Regions from separate parts of the Homo sapiens genome. Here region 1 is linked to region 2. A link is a loop called in an ENCODE intact Hi-C map of the cell type or tissue named here. Cell type or tissue: heart left ventricle. All regions are shown on one strand. Each heading gives the region's core, and the rest is flanking DNA. Links, peaks and the distances in the headings are about the cores only.

What was found. Peaks named below come from ENCODE experiments on the same cell type or tissue, not always from the same donor. Only the 100,000 strongest peaks of a DNase experiment are listed, where the experiment ranks them.
Region 1: it touches region 2 in a loop (2.5-fold over the local background); 27 of 110 quality-filtered maps call a loop at or near these places.

What each region holds. Positions count from the first base shown.
Region 1 is chr1:202,399,742-202,411,733 of GRCh38, reverse strand. The region is part of intron 1 of PPP1R12B (protein phosphatase 1 regulatory subunit 12B); the gene reads right to left. It also overlaps the pseudogene RNU6-89P. Among named protein-coding and RNA genes, the nearest start is that of PPP1R12B, 57 kb to the right of the region's middle. In heart left ventricle, for the core only: no CTCF peak of the experiment used is centred there; no DNase peak of the experiment used is centred there; H3K27ac peaks cover 3,194 bases.
Region 2 is chr1:202,351,552-202,363,298 of GRCh38, reverse strand. The region is part of intron 1 of PPP1R12B (protein phosphatase 1 regulatory subunit 12B); the gene reads right to left. Among named protein-coding and RNA genes, the nearest start is that of PPP1R12B, 8.7 kb to the right of the region's middle. RefSeq lists enhancers at 575-1,316, 1,317-2,059, 3,462-4,413. In heart left ventricle, for the core only: no CTCF peak of the experiment used is centred there; no DNase peak of the experiment used is centred there; H3K27ac peaks cover 208 bases.

The sequences.
Region 1 (11,992 bases), core at 2,768-10,767, 49 kb before region 2:
CTATAGCATTGGGAGTACCACCTACCTCATAAGGTTTTGTAAAGATTAAAGGAGATAAGCCCTTGGAATTGTTCCTGACTTTGTTGTTGTTAAGGCAACAGTGTAACACACAGCAACTGCCTCAAGGGGAAAAAAAAAAAACAAAAAGTACTTAGTCCTCAATGATCACAGCCCTCCCCTCCCACCCCCAGTACCTTATAGGAGGAAAGAAGTTTGGTTAAAAATGTCTTTGAACTAGCAAGATTCTGGAGCTTGTTTGTAAGTCTAACTGCAGAAAATTCCCTCTCTAATGTTCAGAATTCCATGGATTCTTAAATTCAGGAGCTATATGAATAAAATAGTATGCACCCAGTTAAGGTGGAAGAGAATCATTCTTGTAGGTAAGACCAATCAACAGAGTTGTAGGACACTCTCATGAAGCACCTTGGAGTGACTGTTTTCTTGCTTTTTTTTTTTTTTTTTTGCCTCCAGAAGAAGGAATATGACTAAAGCATGGATGAGAGACTAAAGCATGGATGAGAGACATATAGTCCCTGAAAATCTTCTCAAGTGAATAACGACTAAATTTAGATGCCCTTCTGCCCACTCCATCGGCAGCTGTGCTGCTGACTCATTCACGACTGAAGCATGGTAGATGAGCAGATTCGCCCACTTATAAAACTGTTTCCAGGGACATGAACTTCAACACCATACCTCTACACAGAGCTATGCTAAACCTTCCAGAGAGATAGGTCTTTCCTTTTCTTGGGAAGCAGGCTAAACAAGCTTTTGATGTCACTCATGATAATGGGGAAATTCTTTGCATTTGGCCCAGATTCCTTCTGATGCAGTTTAAGTCCATTTCCTCCTATTTTGCATTCCTGAAGACACATCGAATTTTACTAAAGTAACAACGTGTTCTAAGCTCCTTAAGAAATAGAGATATAACTTAATTACTAGTATGAAGGAACTATTTAGAAAAACTGCCAGGTAATAAATTAAAGTTTCCCAACATCAGCATGTCACATTTGTCTGGCAATGATAATCTCCAAGGAAAAATACTTGATTTTACCAATAATCTGGGGAAAGAGCACTGTGATCTCACTACTGTACCTGATACTGCTCTCTCCATATCAAAGGCAAAAGTGGCTGATATCAATCAGTGCCAGGGTTAAATCTGGCAGTGCAGAGAAGGCCTCATAAAACAAAGCCTCCTCGGTTCCCAAAATAGCCTGCAACTGTTGCCACCAGCAAGTGCCAGCTTTCAGAGCTGACCTTGCTGTTGTGTCTCAGAATATCACTAATACTACCTGCCTTGGCCTCAGAACAACTCTCTTCCCCATAAAACCCAGCTCCAGGTGTCTGGGCATATGTTAGAAGCTGGGCTTAGTGCAGCCTAACACCTACTTGTTTGGATTTTTCAGCCCACGCTTTCCTTGATTTCAACAAATCATGTGGACAAAATTGTTGAGAGTATATCAAGAAACACTACCAAAAGAGTAAAAAGGCAGTCCATAGAGTGGGAGAAAATACTTGCAAATCAATGCTTACTTCAGCAGTACATATACTAAAATTGGAACAATACAGAGATTGGCATGGCCCCTACATAAGGATGACAAGCAAATTCATGAAGCATTCCATATTTTTTATAAGCAAAAATATATGTACATAATAAAGTTTTTAAATTTGCACATCATATATCTGTATGGGATTAATATCCAGAGTATATCGAGAACTCCTAAAACTCAACAACAAAAAATAAACAACCTGATTCAAAAATGGGCAAAAAAGATTTGAATGGACATGTATCCAAAGATATACAAATGGCCAATAAGCATATGAAAAAATGCTCAATGTCACTAATCATTAGGGAAATGAAAATCAAAACTACAATGAGATAGCACCTCATACCTATTAGGATGACTATTATCAAAAAAACAAAATAGGCCTGTAGTCCCAGTTATTTGGGAGGCTGAGGAGGGAGGATCGCTTGAGCCCAGGTGATCAAGGCTGCAGTGAGCTATGATAGCACCACTGCCCTCAAGCGTGGGCAACACACAAGACCCATCTCTAAAAATAAATAATGAAATATAAAAATAAAATTTTAGCATGCAAGGAAATATTTTAAAAGTGTTGGCTGGGCGTTGTGGGTCACACCTGTAATCTCAGCACTTTGGGAGGCTGAGGTGGGTGGATCACGAGATCAGGAGATTGAGACCATCCTGGCCAACATGGTGAAACCCTGTCTCTACTAAAATACAAAAAATTAGCTGGGCGTGGTGGCGCGTGCCTGTAGTCCCAGCTACTTGGGAGGCTGAGGCAGGGGAATTGCTTGAACCCAGGAGGTGGAGGTTGCAGTGAGCCGAGATCATGCCACTGCTCTCCAGCCTGGTGACAGAGCAAGACTCCATCTCAAAAAAAAAAAAAAGTGTTGGCAAGGAATTAAAATCCTTGTGCACTGCTCAGGGGAATGTAAAATGGTATAGCCTCTATGGAAAACAGTATGGAAGTTCCTCAAAAAATTAAAAATAGAATTACCATTTCTATTTTCTATTCAAAAATAGGATTTTGAATATATATCCAGAAGAATTCTGGGTATAAACTCAAAATAATTGATGCTGGTCGTAATGGCTCATGCCTGTAATTCTAGCACTTTGGTAGGCTGAGGCGAGTGAACTGCCTGAGCTCAGGAGTTCAAGACCAGCCTGGGCAACATGGCGAAACCTTGTCTCTACTAAAAATACAAAAAATTAGCTGGGTGTGGTGGCATGCGCCTGTAATCCCAGCTACTTAGGAGGCTGAGGCATAAGAATTGCTTGAGCCTGGGAGGTGGAGGTTCCAGTGAGCAGAGACTGTAGTCCAGCCTGGGGGACAGAATGAAACCCTGTCTCAAAAAAAAAAAAAAAAAAAAGAAAGAAATAATAATAATTGAAAGCAGGGTCTCTCAAAGAGATATGTGTACACCCATGTTCACAGCAGCCTTATGCACAATAGCTACAATGTGGAAGCAATTGAAGAGCCCATTGATGGCTGAATGGATAAGTAAAATATGGTATATACATGCAATGTATATATACCAGAGGGAGTGTGATCCTGATAACACCTTGATTTTAAACTTCTGGACTCCAGAACTGTGGGAGAATGATTGAATAATTTTGTTTTAGGCCACCAAGTTTGTGTTAATTTGTTACAGAAGCCACAGGAAACTAATAAACTTGCCATAGAATAGCGAATCAGAATCAGAACCTAGAGAGTCTGCCATATCCTCAATCCTTACTAGTAACTGAAAATCACAGCTGTAACTGATCCCTTCTTTGACAGATGAAAAGTGATCAATAAATTTATAATATGACTTTTTAAAAGACAACTACATTAAATAGAAAGTTTTAGAAACTGTTTAACTAATCTCTGGCTCAAATAGCAAAACCCTGAAAGAACTAATCATGGTTCTCACATGAGGCATTTTACTGAAGGTATTCTGGCTGAGGACTGAAACTGGGATAGAAATACTAATTGATGAGGTCCCTGTGAAACCCAACATTTCTAAGCTCAAAGTCCCCTTGCCCCAACTAGACGGCCAAGAAATCATATGCCAAGAAATTATACAGCTGTCCCTCAGTATCCATGGGGAACTGGTTGCAAGACCCCCTGCAGATACCAAAATCCACTGAGGGTCAAGTTCCTTAAATAAAATGGTATAATATTTGCATATAACCTATGCACATCCTTCCAGATACTTTAAATCATCTCTAGATTATTTAAAATGCCTAAAACAATGTAAATACTATGTAAATAGTCATTATTCTATACTGTTTTTATTTGTATTATTTTTATTAATATTAAATTTTTATTTTTTATTTTTCCCAAATATTTTCAATCTGCAGTTGGTTGACTCCATGGATGCAGAACCCATGGATATGGAGAGCCAGTAGTACAAATAAATTAAAGGTGATAAAGGACTCAGTAAATCTGGCAATCTCCACCATCAGGAGATCGTCACTACAGGAAGGCTTTAACCTATCAGTAGTTAAGATTGACTGATCCAGAGCTTGAGTCAATCCTTCCAAGTAGCTGTCTCTTCACTCCAATCATGATATAGTATAACTACTGCTTAAGTGGAAATCATCACAGCAGTCTGCTCCAACATGACAGGTGACACCAGCAACTGTCTGCCCTGTGTGAAAGACTCATAACCCCACTGGCAGAGACAGTTTGGCTCTCAGATGGTGAGAACTATATCTGATTATGTACTCAGTGGTCAGGCAGGCTCTGGACACAGATCTGTACCCTTTCAAGAGAGACAGCCGAGAGAGCAGAAGTAAAGAATTTTCCATGAAGTGTCATACTGATTAAGATTTTGTTCTCAGTAAACTGGCATATTACCTCAAGACTGCAAATGTTTACAGGCTGGGACCAGAGAACATCTCCCTTCAATTAAGAGCAAGTATCATATTGCCTAAGGGTTAACAGTACTTAAATTTCAAAAATGTGTTCAATTTGGATTCTAATAAGCCCTTCGCTTCAAATAATGTTTCCCTCAATCTTCTCTATTCCCCATGCTTTTATTCACCTAAAAGAAGAAAAACTCATTCAGCTGTCTTACAACTTGGCAACTTTTGCACTATGGTTATACACGTCTGATCTCTTATCATCAAATCATGTTTTTTGAAAGTTGAGGAGAAAGAAGATGAAGAGCTCAGAAAATGAAATCTGCATTTTCTCAAAGCTCATGAGTCATCTTCAAACAGAAGTTGTATGTTCCAGTCTCCAAATCTCTACTTTGTTACTCACTGATAATTCTAATTTTGAGGAACAATAAATGTGGCCTACTAATTGTGATAAAAATCCCAAGTATGACTTTCTTTCAGCTCAAAGGTGAGATAGCTGAGTAACTCTGACACTTGAATATAAGAAAGTCCTATTGAAATTGGCTTCTTACAAATTCTGTACATAAGAGCTGAGACACACTAAGTAATGGAATGATACACCTTTACAGACTTGATCAAAGACATTCCTTAGAAAAAGTCTATTATAACAAAACAGTAAAGGAAAAAAAGAATACGGAAACTAGAGTGATAAGCATTAGGACTTTCCATGTTACAGATGAAGAAACTCAGCCTTGGAAAAGTTAAATGATTCTTATTTAAGGTCATATATTCAGTCACAGAACCACCTAAATGCTTTCTACCTACCACTTTAGAGGTGTCCGAAATAGAGTTCATGGCCAGGGTCAAGAAACTACTTGGTTCATGGAACATTTTCAATGCTTAATACCATCTCCCTAAAAATAGCTTTATTTTAGTATATACAGTGTAAACTGATATTAGTCTACTCCAATAATTTTATATAAGGAATGTGGCCAATTGGTCAATTTGAGTTGGTTACTCCTAACTAGACTAAATGCAAAACACAAAGATCTCATTAAAGTGCTTTGGTTACCACTCTGTTTATTAGCATGAGTCTGGATTAGAAACCTCCTTCCTCTCTTGGCTACCTGTCTTAATCACAGCCCCCCAGTGGTCTACCCTGCTGCCAAGTTGGCATGTAGAGTAAATTGTTGTCCCATGGAGAGGGATTTTTCTATTTAACTCCAGATCACTCTGTGCCCATAAACAAGTGTTTCACAAGACACAAGAGCACAGCCTGAAAGCTATGGCATGGGCAATGCTTCATAGCTGTCAAGTAAGCCTGGGGAAAAGAAGGAAGACAATCCTGGGATCTGAGTTGAGTAAGGAGTGAATGCCACAAAGAAATTACAGGCAGTTTAAATCTGCAGAAAGTATAAATCAGCACACCAAATATTATCCGTAAAAGGAGATATTAAATAAAAGGTTATTATTTTCCCAGCATATTTTCATCAAGCGTTTTATATAGTCAAAGCTAATAATATATTATTAGTCCATAACACTTATTGTCATGTCCTCCCACAGGTAGAGTACTACATGGTAGAAGACACGAGAGAAAGCAGTTATATAACCCTAAGCAGTACAGCATACAGTTAAGAGCACAGACTATGAAATAAGACTTCCTGAGTTCAAATCCCAGGTCTACTGGTTAAGTAGTTTTGTGTTCTTGGGACGAGTTATTTCTGTCTGCTTCAGGTTCCTCATCTGTTAAATTATCATACCAATCATAAGAACTACTTCATGGAGTTACAATTAGGATTAAATGAGCTAATGTACATAAAAACACTTCAAGCCTGGCACACAGTTAAATGTTACGTGTTAGCTGCTATTATTATATTACCCTTGTATTATCTCCAGAGTTAACAAGGGACCCTCCTTTCTACACAAGAGCAAAAATGATATACTTAAACATAAATATAGTTCTATATAAGTAATGTTATACTTAAATATGAATATAAGCTCTATGTAAGTTCCTGTACATGTAAACAGATCACAGTCAGGTTTCATTCATAAGAGATAAAAGTTAATTTAAGTTAGGATTAGAGGAAAGGAAAAACAATGGGCCAGGGCTCCTATAGCTGACTTCTATAGCTGGTAAAGGAAGTTGAGGGGCTTTAGACTGCGTTTTACCATAACAGAGTCACGGGCTGCTGAGGGTCCATCAAGTCTAATTGTTAGCACAAGCAGAAAATCTAAGAAGATAAAGTTCTGATCTGACACTGACTCACATTACCAAAGAACAGGTTAAGAATTTGTCTCAGTAATCAGTGTTCCCTGACTGTAATGTGCATTTCCATTTATTCATGTAACAAATATTACTAAGGCCTGTACTATACCAGACATGGTCCTCAGGTGGAGATGTAGTAATAAAAAATGATTAAGACTTTATCATTTAGTGGTGGAAAGAGACATGTAAATGATACAATGCAACAGAAATAATCTCTAATATAAAATGAGAGCTAAGTACAAAGTGTTATAGTGCAGAGTAAGAAGTTGCTAACTTGGTCGAGGGGCTACAGGAAAAACCTCCCAGTATAAACATTATTTGGGCTGGGTGCGGTGGCTCACGCCTGTAATCCCAGCACTCCGGGAGGCCAAGGTGGGCGGATCATGAGGTCAGGAGATCAAGACCATCCTGGCTAACACAGTGAAACCCCGTCTCTACTAAAAAAATACAAAAAATTAGCCAGGCGTGGTGGCACACGCCTGCAGTCCCAGCTACTCAGGAGGCTGAGGCAGGAGAACCGCTTGAAGCTGGAAGGTGGAGCTGCAGTGAGCCAAGACACGCCACTGCACTCCAGCCTGGGCAATAGAGTGAGACTCCATCTCAAAAAAATTATAATAAAAATTTAAAAAATAAAAATAAAAAATTATTTACCTGAGTTATAAAGAAGAAAGAGAACACTGAAACAGCAGCGATGAAGAGAATCTGAAGCAAAGAGAATAACATAGGCAAAGGTCTGGAGGAAACAGAAAATGTCCATTTTTTGGAATAGTGAGAATTCTATGCATGCATAGACTAAAAAGGGGGTGGGGGCATGCATAGAAATTTAAGTAGGGCTTCATTTGCCATACTGAGAAATTGGAACTTTACCCTACAGGCTAGTGGAAAATAGAAGGAATTGTGGCTGGTAGGATACGTTGACAGCCATGAAGGTCCCTATATTCCATCCATGATAAAGAGTCTCACCTTTATCCTGAAGACAACAGGGAGGTATTGAGGTTTTTAAACCAGAGAGTGATACTAACAGAATTGTATCTTAGAATGATAATTGCAGTAGGAATATGAAGATTGAACCACTGGGAGGGAAAAACTCATGAGAGACACCAGTGAGGAAATTGTAATCTAGGCAAGAGAGGATGAGGTCTTGAAGTAAGGTACTGGCAGCTAAGACACTGGGGAGGACATGGATTTGAGAAGTACCCCTGAGGTAAAATGAACAGAAAGGGTCACTTATTAGAATGTCAGTGGTGAGAAAGGATAACATGGAGATTGTTAAGAGCTTAGGACCATGGGTGATTTGTGACACCACTTAGACAAAACAGGGAATATAAGGAAGTCTTAGAAGTCTTTTCTGTTTCTGATTCCCAACTAGTGCTAATTTCTCTTAAAGCCTAAGTGACTTACACTCAGGAACTATATTTGAGCAGCAAACTAACAAGTACTGTTGCCCTTTCCATATTAAATAATCCAAAAGTGAGCCTAGAGAAATCAGTGCCAACCAGCCCAGCCTCACAGCTGTTCCCTGCCCCACAGCAAAGTCCTGGTTGGGTCAGTGTCATGAATACCATGGCATGGGCCTGGCAAGGCATTATTGTACAGCAGCCCACACAACAGGGGAATTGAGGTTACAGTATAAGGTCTCAGCTACAGCTGAAATCTCTTTAAAGGCACGTGTTAGTGATAACAATGGTAACTTTACAACTCAAGAGGACACCCCCAATTTCTTCTCGAAAATTTTAATCTTTGGAATAGAAAATGAGTTGGTAAATTAAAAATATACTGTTTGGCCCATATGGTATTTTAAAATTAAAGATTTTTTGCACACAAAAATTCTATATTTGAAACTCCTTTTTAAAAATTAGATTACAACACTGGGGCCAGATTCCCACAAAGTAACAACTGGTTGGAGTTGAGTGGCAGCTGCCTTCTTTAGGCAGAACATGCGTTTCTCAGTGCCCCAGGCCCCATCTCTCTCTACTGTGTTACACCAAGCCTTCTTTATTAATTTGTATTACCTGCCCATCCCCTTTACTTTCTTATTTTCCCAAAAATTTTTATGAAGATGTTCAAACACAGAAAAGTTGAAAGAAGTTCACAGTGACCCCCCCATATACCCACACAAGCTATCGTCCACTATTAATGTTGTATTTGCTTTGTCATGTATCCATCCCTTCATCCATTCATCCCATTTCAGACATTAGTAATAATTTCTCCAAATACTTAACTATAAACTAGAGTTAAATACCTCTTTACAGTATTATTTTTCTTTTGAAGTAAAATTTACATACAGTGAAAAGCACGAATCTTAGGTATACATTCACTAAGTTTTGACAAATGTCTGTATATGTTACCCCTCACTGTAGGTGTTTGAGTTGCATCTCTCAGGCATCTGACCCCTTGGACAGAAAATTGTTTTTCTACATTGCTCTGACCTCAGCACTGTCCGAGGCCAAGGAAATGCTGGCTATGAGCAGAAACATAGTTGACCTCTCTTAAAGCTGCGTCTTGTTTCTGCTAGGCCTTAACAGTCCAAATCTGGGTATAATCAATTTTGTATATCTGATAATATAAATTCACTATTGAGGCTGAAAACAGAACACACACTAGAGATTAAGACTTGAGAAATCTGAACAACTTGGTTTTTTCCTGAAAGCATCAAGCATAATGATACAACAAAACATAGCCTGTAGTCCAAACTTCAGACTGCTATGTCCTAGAAGAAGGGAAGTAGAATGAAAAATACAAACCAATGAATAACACAAACATCCCTTGAGATCACAAATAGAAGAGTTAGATTCCACTCTCCCCGACTAGCTTACTGGTAGTACCAAGGTAACAAGAAAAGCTTCCGTGATTTGTTGGTAAGAGAAGTCATTCCTAAGTCCAGGAAAAGATCAGGAATAGCAAAAAGGTAGAAACCTCATGTTCCAAAAGTAGAATATGGACAGGTAAAAACCTGAAAGAGGACTCAAGATTCACTGTTAAGGCAAAGACTTTCCACATAGCCTGGCAAAGCAATGGCATCCCTTTATGGAAATGAAAATGAGAAACGCCCCCTGTCTCCTTTGATGGTAAGTGCTTACTTATCTGCAGTCAAATCCCAGCCTCCCAGAGCACTTCACTAGCAGGGTGCTCAGAATTAGGTGAAGCTTGCCAAGACAGAAAATTTCAGATGCTGTTGCAGAGGCACTGAAGGTTAAGGAAAGAGTGTGTGTTACCTTGCTTTCAATCTGTCTCAACTGTCTCATTTATAGAGTGTCCTCAAGCCCAAACTCTGAACAACTGTTATGTAGGACAGAGGTAGAGGAGAAATTTCAGAACAGAATGGAGGATGTTGTAAGATGCTGTATAGGCAAAAGAGTCTGACTTTAATGTCACAGCCCATCCTAATCTTTCCACAGCTAAGTTTCTTAGCTATACAAGAAAAACACCAAATTTAACCTTCTTTTTATTTCAGGGTTGATGTGAGGACACAAGACAACAAATATGAAAACAGATTTTTAAAAAGATAACTAGTACATAAGTCCAAGTATTGCTATTAACGTATGCTATTCTTTGTGTTAATTAATAAAACAAAATATACTGTGAGGCAGTATAGTGCATTGATTTAGAGCAAACTTTCTCTGTAAAGAGCCAAATAGAAAGTACTTTATTTGGGAGACCAAGGTGAATGAATTGCTTGAGGGCAGGAGTTCAAGACCAGCCTGGGCAATGTGGCAAGAATCTATCTCTACAAAAAAAAAAAAAAAAAAAAAAAAAAAAATTAAATTAGCCAGCCATGGTGGTGGACAACTGTAGTCCTAGCTACTCGGGAGGCTGAGATGAATAACTTGCTTAAACCCAGGAGGTCAAAACTGCAGTGAGGTATGACTGTGCCATTATACTCCAGCGTAGGTGCCAGAGCCTGACCCTGTCTCTAAAAAAAAAAGAGAAAAAAGAGAAAAAAGAAAGAAGTACTTTACACTTTGCAGATCATAGTCTCTTGCAAACATTCAACTCTGTCATTATAATGTAAAAGCAGCTATAGACAATACTAAACCAACGACTATAGCTGGGTTCCAGTAAAATTTTATGGACACTAAAAATCTGAATTTCACATAAGTTGCACATATCACAAAATATTTTACTTCTTTTTCAGCTAATTAAAAGTGCAAAACTATTTTTAGCTTATAGGTTGTACAAAAACAGGCAGTGGGCTGGATTTGGCCCATGAGCTATAGTTTGCTGACCCCTGATTTAGTGCATTGGCCAGAAAGTTTGAATTCAAATGTCAGCTGTGGAACTTAATAGCTATAAGACCTTGTATAAGTTACTTAACTTCTTTCTGCCTCAGTTACCCCATCTATAAAATGGGAATAACAGTACTATTTCTTTCTTAGTATTATTATGAAGATTACATATCTTTATATGGACACAGCAGTTGGAACAGTGTCTGGCACAACTTAACTGCTCATGCATATTGCTGTTAGCTATTATAAACCATTTCCATAACAATCTCTAACAATTCTGCAAGTGTGCCACACTTTCACATGCCCTCATATATTTACACATGCTGTTTCCTCTGCCTGGGATGCATTTTCCTGCTTAGAGCTTCTACATGGTCTGAAAGACTTAGTTTAAACATTACCTTCACTATGAAGCCTGCCTTGACTATTCTTCTCATCCTAGCAGATACTAGCCACTACCACCAGTTTCCCATTACCTATTGTAGTATATTGGATTTTATTGTAGTTATCTTTGATAGGTCAAATTCTCAGCAAGACTCCTTGTATGCAGAGTCTATGACTTACTAATTGTATCCCCAGGGCCCAGAATAGTGCTCTACACACACAAAGCATGTATTTGCTTAATGATATTAACAATACAGAAAGCAAGCTAATACATTAATAACGAGGATAGAAATCTCCTAGTTATGTGCCATAAAAAGGAACAAAATCATGTGCTTTCCAGTAACATGGATGCAGCTGGAGGCCATTATCCTAAGTAAATTAACACAGGAACAGAAAACAAATTCTGCATGTTCTCACTTATAAGTGTGAGCTAAACACTGGGTATTCATGGACATAAAGATGGCAACAGTAGACACTGGGGACTACTAGAGCAGAGAGGGAGGGAGAGAGAAAGGGAGAGGGGCTAGGGATGAAAAACTAACTATTGGGTACTACACTTGCTAACTGGGTGATGGGATCAATCATACCCCAAACTTCAGCATCACACGATATACCCATTAACAAACTTGTACATGTACCCCCTGAATCTAAAAGTTGAAATTATAAAAAATAAATGAAATAAGATCTTTTAAATCCATCATCAAGGAAAAACAAATATCGGCCAGGCGCAGTGGCTCATGCCTGTAATCCCAGCACTTTGGGAGGCTGAGGCA
Region 2 (11,747 bases), core at 3,683-11,682:
TATGAGTTTGTCAGTAACTGTGGGATGCCTGAGAGCAAGACACAGTTGTATGCCATGTTTGTATCCCAGTATACAACAGCATCTGGCATCCAGGAAGTGCTCAATACAAATGTGCCCCCCAAAATTAATAACAGATCATTTGACTGTTTAAAGATTCAAACTACAGGCTGGATATGGTGGCTCATGCCTGCAATCCCAGCACTTTGGGAGGCCAAGATGGGTGGATCACTTGAGTCCAGGAGTTCCAGACCAGCCTGATCAACATGGCGAAACCCCATCTCCAATAACAATACAATAATCAGCTGGGCATGATGGTGCATGCCTGTAGTCCCAGCTACTCAGGGGGCTGAGGCACAAGAATCACCTGAGCCCAGTAGGCAGAAGTTGCAGTGAGCCAAGATCGTGCCATTGCACTCCAGCCTGGGCAACAGAGGGAAACTCTGTCTCAAACATAAATAAATAAATAAATAAATAAACATTCAAACTACAGAAGTGCATTATAGAGACAGGACAGAACATTTATCTTGATATTAAGAAAAATGAAGATAATCTTCTTGCAATAATTTAGGTAATGAGCAGAAAAATTAAATTTATAATTTTAATTTTTCAAAGTTATTTCCTTATTACAAAAAAAAAAAACAAAAACCCTGGGCCTTGCTGATTCTGTCATGAACTGGCTATAGCACACACAGAGCTGAAGCAAGGCAGTCTCCACTCTCAACTGAAAACTGGTGCCAATGATAAAGATGTTGCCTGCTTTAAAAAATACCTGTTAAGCACTTAGAGTTCTAGCAGTCAAATTCTCCTAATACTAGCCCTGTACGGCAATTGTGAAGTTGGAATGGATGCGGCTCACCACTAGAGTCCTTGTGCTGTAGGAACTCTTCAACAGGTGAAATGATTCTTAACAGATGGAAGGAATCCTGGTCATCCTTCAGAATCACTTTCCATTACCCCTAGTGATTTATAATGAGGTGAGTTATTCTTTTGACCTCATTTTTCATGCTATCTACTGTCAAGGAGGAACAATTTAAACATGGGGAGGAAAATCAATACAAGAGGAATAATTACAAAACAGTGAAGCTGCATCCACAGGACCCAAACACAATCTGTTTTGGCATTTTAACGTCACATTTCATCGCTAGACCAACCAACTTTAAAAAAAATAAAAATCACTAACTAAAAAAAGAAACCTGGCAAAAATGTTGCCAAGAAGCAGGAAAAAAAAAAAAAGTAATCTGCCTCCCCTGAAATGCCCGCATATAAATAAAACAGTTCATAAAACCATACATCCCACTGTGAAATTCACATTCAATTAGAAGGGCCAATTTCTCTTAGGCCTCAAAGAGCACAACAAAAGCCAGCCAATCAACCCAATCTCCATATGAATGCCCCAATGTCACTTCCATTTTCTAAGACAAGCACATCATTTGCCCACAGTTGACTGCCCAAAACTGATGTAGCTAGAATGGACACTCTTCCTATCTCTTATAAAGCAGGTCTCTTTCTTCTCCTTGCACCGCCAAGTTACTATTTTTTTTTTAGTTTTCTTTGGAGCGTTCCCTTTGAAGTTTTCTTTCATAATGGACCTCAAGGGCTGGCAGTTGACTTAGGGAATAAGAAACCATATTACTGAACTGGAATTCTGAACAATATTTCAAAATAAGGGGAATGATATGGTTTGGATATTTGTGCCCTCCAAATTTCATGTTGAAATGTGATCCCCAATTTTGGAAGTGGGGCCTGGTGGGAAATGTGTGGATTACAAGGGCAGCTCCCTCATAAATGGCATGGTGTCCTTTCCATGGCAATGAGTGAGTTCTTCTCTTCACAGGAGATCTGATTGTTTAAAAGAGTATGGTACCTCCCACCTCTCTCTCTTTCTCCTGCTCTATGTGATGCACCTGCTTCCCCTTTGCCTTTTGCATGACTGTAAGCTTCCCGAGGCCCTCACCATGAGCAGATGCTGGCCTCATGCTTCCTGTATAGCCTGCAGTACTGTGAGCCAATTAAACCTCTTTTCTTTATAAATTACCTAGTCTCACGTATTCCTTTATAGCAACAAAAACAGACTAATATAGGGAACTTCAGTTAAGAGTTAATGGAGGCCGGGAGCGGTAGCTCACAACTGTAATCCCAACACTTTGGGAGGCCGAGGCGGGCGGATCACAAGGTCAGGAGATCGAGACCATTCTGGCTAACACGGTGAAACCTCGTCTCTACTAAAAAAATACAAAAAAATTAGCCAGGTGTGGTGGCGGGCACCTGTAGTCCCAGCTACTCAGGAGGCTGAGGCAGGAGAATGGCATGAACCCAGAAGGTGGAGCTTGCAGTGAGCCGAGATCGCGCCACTGTCTTCTAGCCTGGGTGACAGAGCAAGACTCCGTCTCAAAAAAAAAAAAAAAAGAGCTAATGGTAAAGATATGAAATGACAGTAGAAAAAGTTTACTCCACTGCCAATCACGGAAAATATTTACATACGAAGGGTACTACTAATCTCAACATTAGGCACCTTGTCAAGCCTTGCAACAGTCAATACACTAAACCTATGTTAACTATTTTATTCACAATTTACTTTTTTTTTTTTTTGAGACGGAGTTTCACTCTTGTTGCCCAGGCTGGAGTGCAATGGTGCAATCTCGGCTCACTGCAACCTCTACCTCCCAGGTACAAGCGATTCTCCTGCCTCAGCCTCCCAAGTAGCTGGGATTACAGGTGTCCACCACCAGCCCCAGCTAAATTTTTTATTTTTGGTAGAAACAGGGTTTCACCATGTTTGGCAGGCTGGTCTCGAACACCTGACCTCAGGTGATCCTCCCACCTCGGCCTCCCAAAGTGCTGTGATTACAGGTGTAAGCCACTGCACCCGGCCAATTTACATTTTTTAAGCTGATCACTGGTAACCCAATTAGAAGCGCAATACAAGGAGCTTCTTGTGATGTGATGATAATTAGAATAATTCACTAATTAATGGAATTCAGGTCTAGTCAAGACTGGCTTGAAACTTCAAAATTTTTGCAGGCCATCAATGGCCACTAAATCACAAAGAGAGATAACCTGACATTATTTGCCTTCTCATGGAAGTACATACCACCACTTATGATGTACTCTTACCAAAAAATTGGAATCTGAATCAGACCTAATCTCTAATTACTAGTTTATAGAAAACACGTGGGACAAAAGAACACCTTAACACCACAAGCAAGCAGTCAGAAAAATCTAGGTTGTAGAGAAACTCTAAAGTACAAACAACCCAGGTTTTCAACAAATAAGGTAAGAGAAAAAAAATGAGGAGGAAACCATAGATTAAAATACGTATCAATCAAAACAGACCTTATTTGAATCATGACTTGAATAAACCAACTGTTAAAACACACACACACACACCTGTGAACAATCAGGGAAACTTAAACACTACTAAAATATAATTTTAAGAAACAAGATTTTGACTTTTAGGTGTGCCAATGAAATTTGTTTTTGTTTTTGTTTTTGTTTGAGACAGAGTCTCACTCTGTCACCCAGGCTGGAGTGCAGTGGCGAGATCTCAGCTCACTGCAAGCTCCGCCTCCCGGATTCAAGTGATTCTCCTGCCTTAGCACCGCCCCCCACCCCCACCCCCCACCGCCAGTAGCTGGGATTACAGACACACGCCACCACGCCTGGCTAATTTTTCGTATTTTTAGTGGAGACAGGGTTTCACCATGTTGGCTAGGCTGGTCTCAAACTCCTGACCTCCGGTGATTCACCTGCCTTGGCCTCCCAGTGCTAGGATTATAGGCATGAGCCACCACGCCCAGCTGATTTTTTTTTAATTTAAATTTCTACGTTCTAGAGATATATATCGAAATATTTACAAATAAAATATAAGCTGGGCACGGTGGCTCATGACTGTAATCCCAAAACTTTGGGAGGCTGAGGCAGGTGGATCACCTGAGGTCAGGAGTTCATTTGAGACCAGCCTGGCCAACATGTGAAATCCTGTCTCTACTAAAAATACAAAATTAGCCGGGCGTGGGGGCACATGCCTCTAATCCCAGCTACTTGGGAGGCTGAGACACCCTGGGAGGTGGAGGTTGCAGTGGGCCAAGATCGCACCACTGCACTCCAGCCTGGGCAACAAGAGTGAAATTCCATCTCAAAAGAAAAAAAAAAATTATGTGATATCTAGGATTGGCTATAAAATAATCCAGTATACTGGAGATGAGGATCTATAAATGAAACAAGATTGGCCATAAGTTGATCACTTTTGAGAATTCATTATACCATTCTCTCTACTTTTGTATCTTCTATTTTGAAATATTCCATAATAAAATGCTTAAAAGAGAGTCACTAGACCAATAATTAATACAGAAAAACCAGATACATATATCATGCCAGATATATCATGAATATTTAGAGCATGGCACCATAAAATATTCCCCAAATTTGCATTAGATTAATATTCTAACAGATTATCACTGTGTCATAACATTTAAGTATACTAAATATAAAATCATCTCTAAATTTTTGTATAAACCTATTCCATAACTATAATGAAGTAGAATATTTCATTAAAAACCACATGCAAGTCAATTTCCAATACTGAAAACTCAAGTTTCAGTTTTTTTTTTTTTTTTTGAGACGGAGTCTCGCTCTGTCACCCAGGCTGGAGTGCAGTGGTGCCACCTTGGCTCACTGCAACCTCCACCTCCCGGGTTCAAGTGATTCTCCTGCCTCAGTCTCCCGAGTAGCTGGGACAACAGGCGCGTGCGACCACGCCCGGCTAATTTTTTGTATATTTAGTAGAGACAGGGTTTCACCGTGTTAGCCAGGATGGTCTCAATCTCCTGACCTCGTGATCTGCCTGCCTTGGCCTCCCAAAGTGCTGGGATTACAGGCGTGAGCCACCGCGCCTGGGCAAAGCTTCAGTTTTTCAATTGAATTGCCTCATGAAACAAACATAAACTCTGCATGCCTGATAAAACTTTAAGCCCCCAAATTTTACTCAAACTGGTTACAATCTAAGATCAGAAGAAACAATTTTTTTAAATGACACTTCAAAAGCAGGAAAAACCCCAACATATTCACAGACAAAAACAACATCAACAAATTGGGCAAGCACTCAATTAGCAATCCAAATGAGGCTTCAATTCCTTGTCCTATATGACATTCTGGGCCAAGGTCTTAATCTGGATTTATTATTACTATGTTGAACCATTAAAGATTTATTAGACATCCCAAACCTCCATATTTCACCATCTTAGAGAAGATATATATGTAATTCTCCTCCATAAGCATAAAATAGTCTCAAATACTGATAAATATAGTACTCCCCTGACACTCCTCAAGAGCCAGAATGCTAGAACAGAAATCGGTTATGTAGCCAATTTCCTATTATAAGTTATAATAGTAACCAACTATTCTGGAGACCAATCCCAAAATTCAAGTTAGTTTCTAAATTGTATCTACTGCTAAGTAAAAGTAACAAGCAGCACAGAATCAGATACACAGTAGACACTCAAGAAATAAATGTAAGAGAATGGCAGAAAAAACTGTTTATTGGTACTAACCTCCCTATCACTGTTCCCCCAAGGCTGCCTTCCAGTGGAAGTGCTAATGAGTGGGAAATGGGCCAAACTAGACTGAGAAGTAAAATAAACTAGATAAGCAGCCATCAGTAATAGGGACATAACTTTCTTGCCCCTATTATCAGGTTTAATATCCTAAAATATTCTTAACTGATGAATAATGAAACCACCTGAACTAGCCAGAATTCAGCTTTTAAAGTGTCTTGCCACATATTTTGGGCCCTCATTTAAATTACAATTATATTGATGGAAAATCTATATTTTTTCTCCCAAAAGTCAACAGAAAGACAAGTTATCCTTAATGCAAAAAAAAACTTCATATAACCTCCACAAAAGTCTTCAAAAATATCTCTACTGAAAGTGCTCTTTCAAAGTTTAAATGACCAAATCCAACAGTCTTTTTACAGGCCTTCTCCTCAATTTCCTTTTACATTATTTACCATCCATTCCTTGAAATACCTCAATATCACTGTTTGTCGGTTCTTCTCTGTATTAGTTTCCTATTGCTGCTATAACAAATTACCATAAACTTAGTTGCTTAAAACAACACAAATTTATTATCATAGCATTCTGGAGGTCAGAAGTCTGAATCATGGCCAGATGCAGTGGCTCACAACTGTAATCCCCAGTGGCTCACACCTGTAATCCTTGGGAGGCCAAGGCGGGTGGATCACCTGAAGTCAGGAGTTTGAGACCAGCCTGGCCAACAAGGCAAAACCACGTCTCTACTAAAAATACAAAAATTAGCTGGTTGTGGTGGTGGGCGCCTGTAATCCCAGCTAATAAGGAGGCTGAGGCAGGAGAATCGCTTGATCCCGGGCAGCGGAGGTTGTAGTGAGCCAAGATTGTGCCACTGCACTCCAGCCTAGGGGTCAAGAGCAAAATTCAGTCTCAAAAAAAAAAAAAAAAAGTCTGAAATCAGTCTCATTGGGCTGAGTTGTCAAATTGCTGGCAGGGCTGGTTCCTTATGTGGAGGCTCTGAGAGAAGAATCCACTTCCTTGCCTTTTTCAGCTTCTAGGGTCCACCTGCATTCCTTGGCTCACAGAACCTTCCTGGAATCCCTGCAATCTCTTGCTTCCTTCATCACATCTCCTATTCTGATTCTGCTCTCTTGCCTGTCTTATATGGATGCTTGTGATTATATTGGGCTCACCTGGATAATCCAGGCTAATCTCCTTATCTCAAGATCCTTAAATTAATCATATCCCCAAAGTCTCTTTTACCCTGTAAGGTAACATATTTACATGTTCTGGGGATTAGGACTTAGACATTTTTGGGGCACCATTAGTCAGCCTACCACATCTTCCAACAGCTCTAACTTGAATTTCTGCATTCTCTGCCTACCAGCTGCTTGTGTTTTCTGCTCTTCTCTGTATGTTTTCTCCCTTTCCTCTTTCACACTCATTACTTCAACTCTCACCTTTATGCTAAAATCAAGTCTCTTGTCTCAAATATGAGAAAACTGGAGCATAGATAGGAAAGTGACTAGCCTTGAGTCACATAGATACCTACAGGATATTTACTTACTTACTTACTTATTTATTTGAGACACAGTCTTGCTCTGCTCTGTCACCCAGGCTGGAGTGCAGTGGTGTGAACACAGCTCACTGCAGCTTCAACCTCCTGGGCTCAAGTGATCCTTCCACCTCAGCCTCCTATGTAACTGGGACCACATGTTTGCACCACCATACCTGGCTAATTTTTTTTTGGGTGGGGAGGGGGTTGGAGAGATAGGGTCTCACCACATTGCTCAGGCTGGTCTCAAACTCCTGGTCTCCAGCAATCCTCCCGCCTTGGCCTCCCAAAGTGCTGGGATTACAGATATGGGCCACCATGCTAAACACCTATAGGAGATTTCTATTTGTACGTCTTCAGAGTACCTCAGTCTAATCGTTGACTGAATACTATTTCTACCTGAATAACACAATTCTTTCAGACTCACAAGCTAGAATTGTACTACACTTTTTTCTCATCTCCATTCACTCAGCTGGTTCTCTCAACTCTGTCTCTCCATTCATTCAGAAATCCAAGTGCTGCTTCAGAATCCTAAAATACTGCTTTGGTTGGGTAACGACCCTGCTCAAACCCACAAAAATTCTCTACTAAGGAGTCCATCAAGCCACCTTGGCCTGATGTTTGATGTTCAAAGCCCTCTAGGATGTCACCCTGACTCTCTCTCATCTCTAACCCTTCAAACACATCCATTAGGATTTCCTAGCATCCTCTGCCTACACACCACACCCATTCCTATTTATTCGCCCATGCTGCTCTACCATCCTGGACTGCCTTCGTTTGTCCTTCCACTTAGGAATACATCCTTTCCAGGGTATCATAGAATTTGGAACTCTAAAAGGAATCTTTTTTTTATTTATCTGTTTCCAAACCTGACTGTTAGTTCCTTGAGGGCAGAAATTATACCACATATATACTCTAGTACAGACTTACAATCTACCATTTAGACATTCAATATTAGTTGTTAATTAAGAATCTAAGAAAACCTCTAAAGAGAAAAATATAGTGGAACACGGCCAGGCATGGTGGCTCACGCCTATAATCCCAGCACTTTGGGAGGCTGAGGCGGGTGGATTACCTGAGGTCAAGAGTTCAAGACCAGCCTGGCCAACATGGTGAAACCCCGTCTCTACTAAAAATACAAAAATTAGCTAGGATGGTCTCGATCTCCTGACCTCGTGATCCACCCGCCCAAAACCCCGTCTCTACTAAAAATACAAAAAAAATTAGCTGCGCATGGTGGCAGGCACCTGCGGTCCCAGCTACTCGGGAGGCTGAGGCAGGAGAATGGCGTGAACCCGGGAGGCAGAGCTTGCAGTGAGCTGAGATCACACCACTGCACTCCAGCCTGGGCGACGGAGCAAGACTCCGTCTCAAAAAAAAAAACAACAACAAAAAAAACAATTAGCCAGGCGTGGTGTCACCCCCCTGTAATCCCAGCTACTCAGGAGGCTACGGCAGGAGAATTGCTTGAGCCCGGGACGCAGAGGTTGCAGTGAGTCGAGATCGTGCACTGCACTCCAGCCTGGCTGACAGAGCGAGACTCTGTCTCAAAAAAAAAAAAGAATGGGACACATGTAATTAATGGCATATTATTCAAATATCAAAAACTTTACTCTAGGCCAGGCATGGTGGCTCTTGTTTGTTTATAGACACAGGGTGTCACTCTGTCATCCAGGCTGGAATGCAGTGGCACGATCATGGCTCACTGCAACTCCAGTTCCTGGACTCAAGCTATCCTCCCGCCTCAGCCTCCCAAGTAGCTGCAACTACAGACATGCACCAACATGCCTGGCTAATTTTATTTTTTTGTAAAGACAAGGTTTTGCTATGTTGCCCACGCTGGTCTCAAACTCCTGAGCTCAAGTGATCCTCCTGCCTCAGCCTCCATCTATTGTGATTATTGGGACAAAATAACTGATGAATGACTGTCATGGGCTGAGGGTGGGAGGAGCTGTCTACCAAGGAGCACAAAAAATCTTGAGGGTAACGTTCTACATCTTGATTACAGTGGTGGTTCCACAACTGTACGCATTTGTCAAAACTCATACGATGCTACACTACAAAGAGTGAATTTTATTGTATATAAAGTATATCTTAGTTTTAAAATATTTTAAAAGAAAAAAATAAACTACTTAGTTTTATGTTAACAACAAGACTGGTCCAACTCCTTACCTTTGGCAGAATTGTGCTTAATCCATATATATTGACAGGTTGCCTATTTCAAAATACTCACAGAGTAGAAGATTCTAAAAGCCCAAATGGTGATATACAGTTATTCAGCAGGAGTTGAAGAATTGGGGAGAGGCCAGGCATAGTGGCTCCTACTTGTAATCCGAGCACTTTGGGAGGCCGAGGGGGGAGGATTGTTTTAGCCCAGGAGTTCAAGATCAGCCCTGGCAACATAGTGAGACCCCCTTGTCTACAAAAAATTTTAAAAATTAGCTGGGTATGATGGGGTGTGCCTGTAGTCCCAGTTACTAAGGAGGCTGAGGTGGGGAGGATCACTTGAGCCTGAGAGGTTGCAGCTGCAGTGATCCATGGTCACACCACCACACTCCAGTCTGGGTAACAGGGCAAGACCCTGTCACACACACACACACACACACACACACACACACACACACACACAAAGAAGAAGAATAGGGAAGAAATTCTGCGGAACAAATGAAAGTCATTTTTATTTATACTTTCAAAAAAAAAAACCACACAGACAAAAAGCTGAATTTCCCAATATGGCTTTGAGGTCCAACATAGTCTGATGCAACATATTAAGCAATTTGAAGAGGTAAGCTACTAAAATGGCTCAGGATAGATGACTATTCTAGATGCACAATAATAAAGGAGCAAACAGGATTTTTCTGAATCCTATGTTGCCATGGGTCCTGACACTAAGCAGAATTCATCAATATTCAGGGTAAGGCAAAAGTAACTTCGCAGGTGGAACCAGGAGAGGAATGAGTAATAAATGTAGAATAAAAGAGAAAAGGTTAAAAGCACAAGTTTTATTTTACCATATGAGTTAGCACACAAAATATACTATTTTATATTGAACTGAACACACATTCATCTTACTCATCTTCTGTCTCTGTCTGAATATAAATTGCTCAGCCTATCCTCCTCCCCTCACTTGTTCCTATCTCCATCTCTCTTCCTGAGAAATACGTGATTTTAGCCTCCCTAAGTCTACAGCGTCAGACTGAGGCAACTCTAGAATGACAAAGGCTTATTCAACTACAAACTGAATTCCAGTCTGGTGTGACCTTGAGGGTCCAAATTTGGACCCTGCACATTACAAAGACAGTCTGAATTTCTTTTTTCTTTTTTTTTTGAAACGGAGTCTCACTCTTTTACCCAGGCTGGAGTGCAGTGGTGTGATCTCAGCTCACTGTAACCTCCACCTCCTGGGTTCAAGCGATTCTCCTGCCTCAGCCTCCCCGAGTAACTGGGACTACAGGTGTGCACCACCACACCAGGCTAATTTTTGTATTTTTAGTAGAGACGGGATTTTGCAATGTTGACCAGGCTGGTCTCGAACTCCTGACCTCGTGATCCACCTGCCTCAGCCTCCCAAAGTGGTGGGATTACAAGCGTGAGCCACCACCCCCGGCCGCCAGTGTGAATTTCTGAGTCAAGTATGGAATTATTCTAATCTCCTTGGTAGCCCTCCAGATGAAGACTGATCAGACCGTGCTAAGAGACAAGACCTATGGTGACTGAAATCCAGCATCCCTCACCACACTCAGCACAGATTTAAGAGTCAACATAATACATGCTGAAGTAAGTAAGCATTCATTTTAATAAATCCTAGAAAAATCTCTTTTCTGAAAGTAGGCACTTGCCTCTTCCCACAGCAATAATTTGGTAGATATCATGTATCTAGGCCTAGAGTACCTAAGATTATAATGCTAAGGATATCAAGATAGGTGCTAACAGTCAAACTTAATAAATAAATAAAAGAAAAAATTTAAAGTACTATTCCACATAGAATTATTAACAAATATTCCTGGCCTTACAATGTGTATACGCAAATGAAACAGAAATTCCTTTGTGAGCAAACAAGTGCTTTCAAGGGTTCTATAATCAGATTAATACCTTGTTAAGGACTCTAGGACAACACATGCATACACACCAAATCTTAATTTAGTCACTGAAATTTAGTCTGCATCAGTTTCCAAGGCTTTCATCAGAGTTGGTCTAACCTTTGAGATACTTCTTATCCCAGTCTAACTCAAGTATTATTAATAGGCCCCCTGGAGCTTGTTATCTTTGACTCAAGCACCTCGTGGTCTCAGCAAAGGCTGCCAAGAAAGAAGGTCTCTAAGTCCAAAAGAAGCATCAAGGCACCACAAGCTGCAGTGCAAATCATCTACTGTGACGTTGTAGGAGGAGAAAAATTGTCCCCCAGTATTATCTGGGGGCTTCTAACATGCCAAGACAATAATCCACAGTTGGTCAAGTGGCCATGGCCAAAAGAGAGAAAAGAAGCAATTATCCAGATAATTTATATCGTGCTTGTATAACAAATGGACATTTTAAATAAATAATTCAGATAATTGTACCACTCACTCTCCATTTCACAGAAGGTGAATCCATTGTAAAGTAGGTGGTTCAGCTACCAACAGCTCCAGTCTCCCATTTGAAAATAGTCTTTTATGTACCTTAGG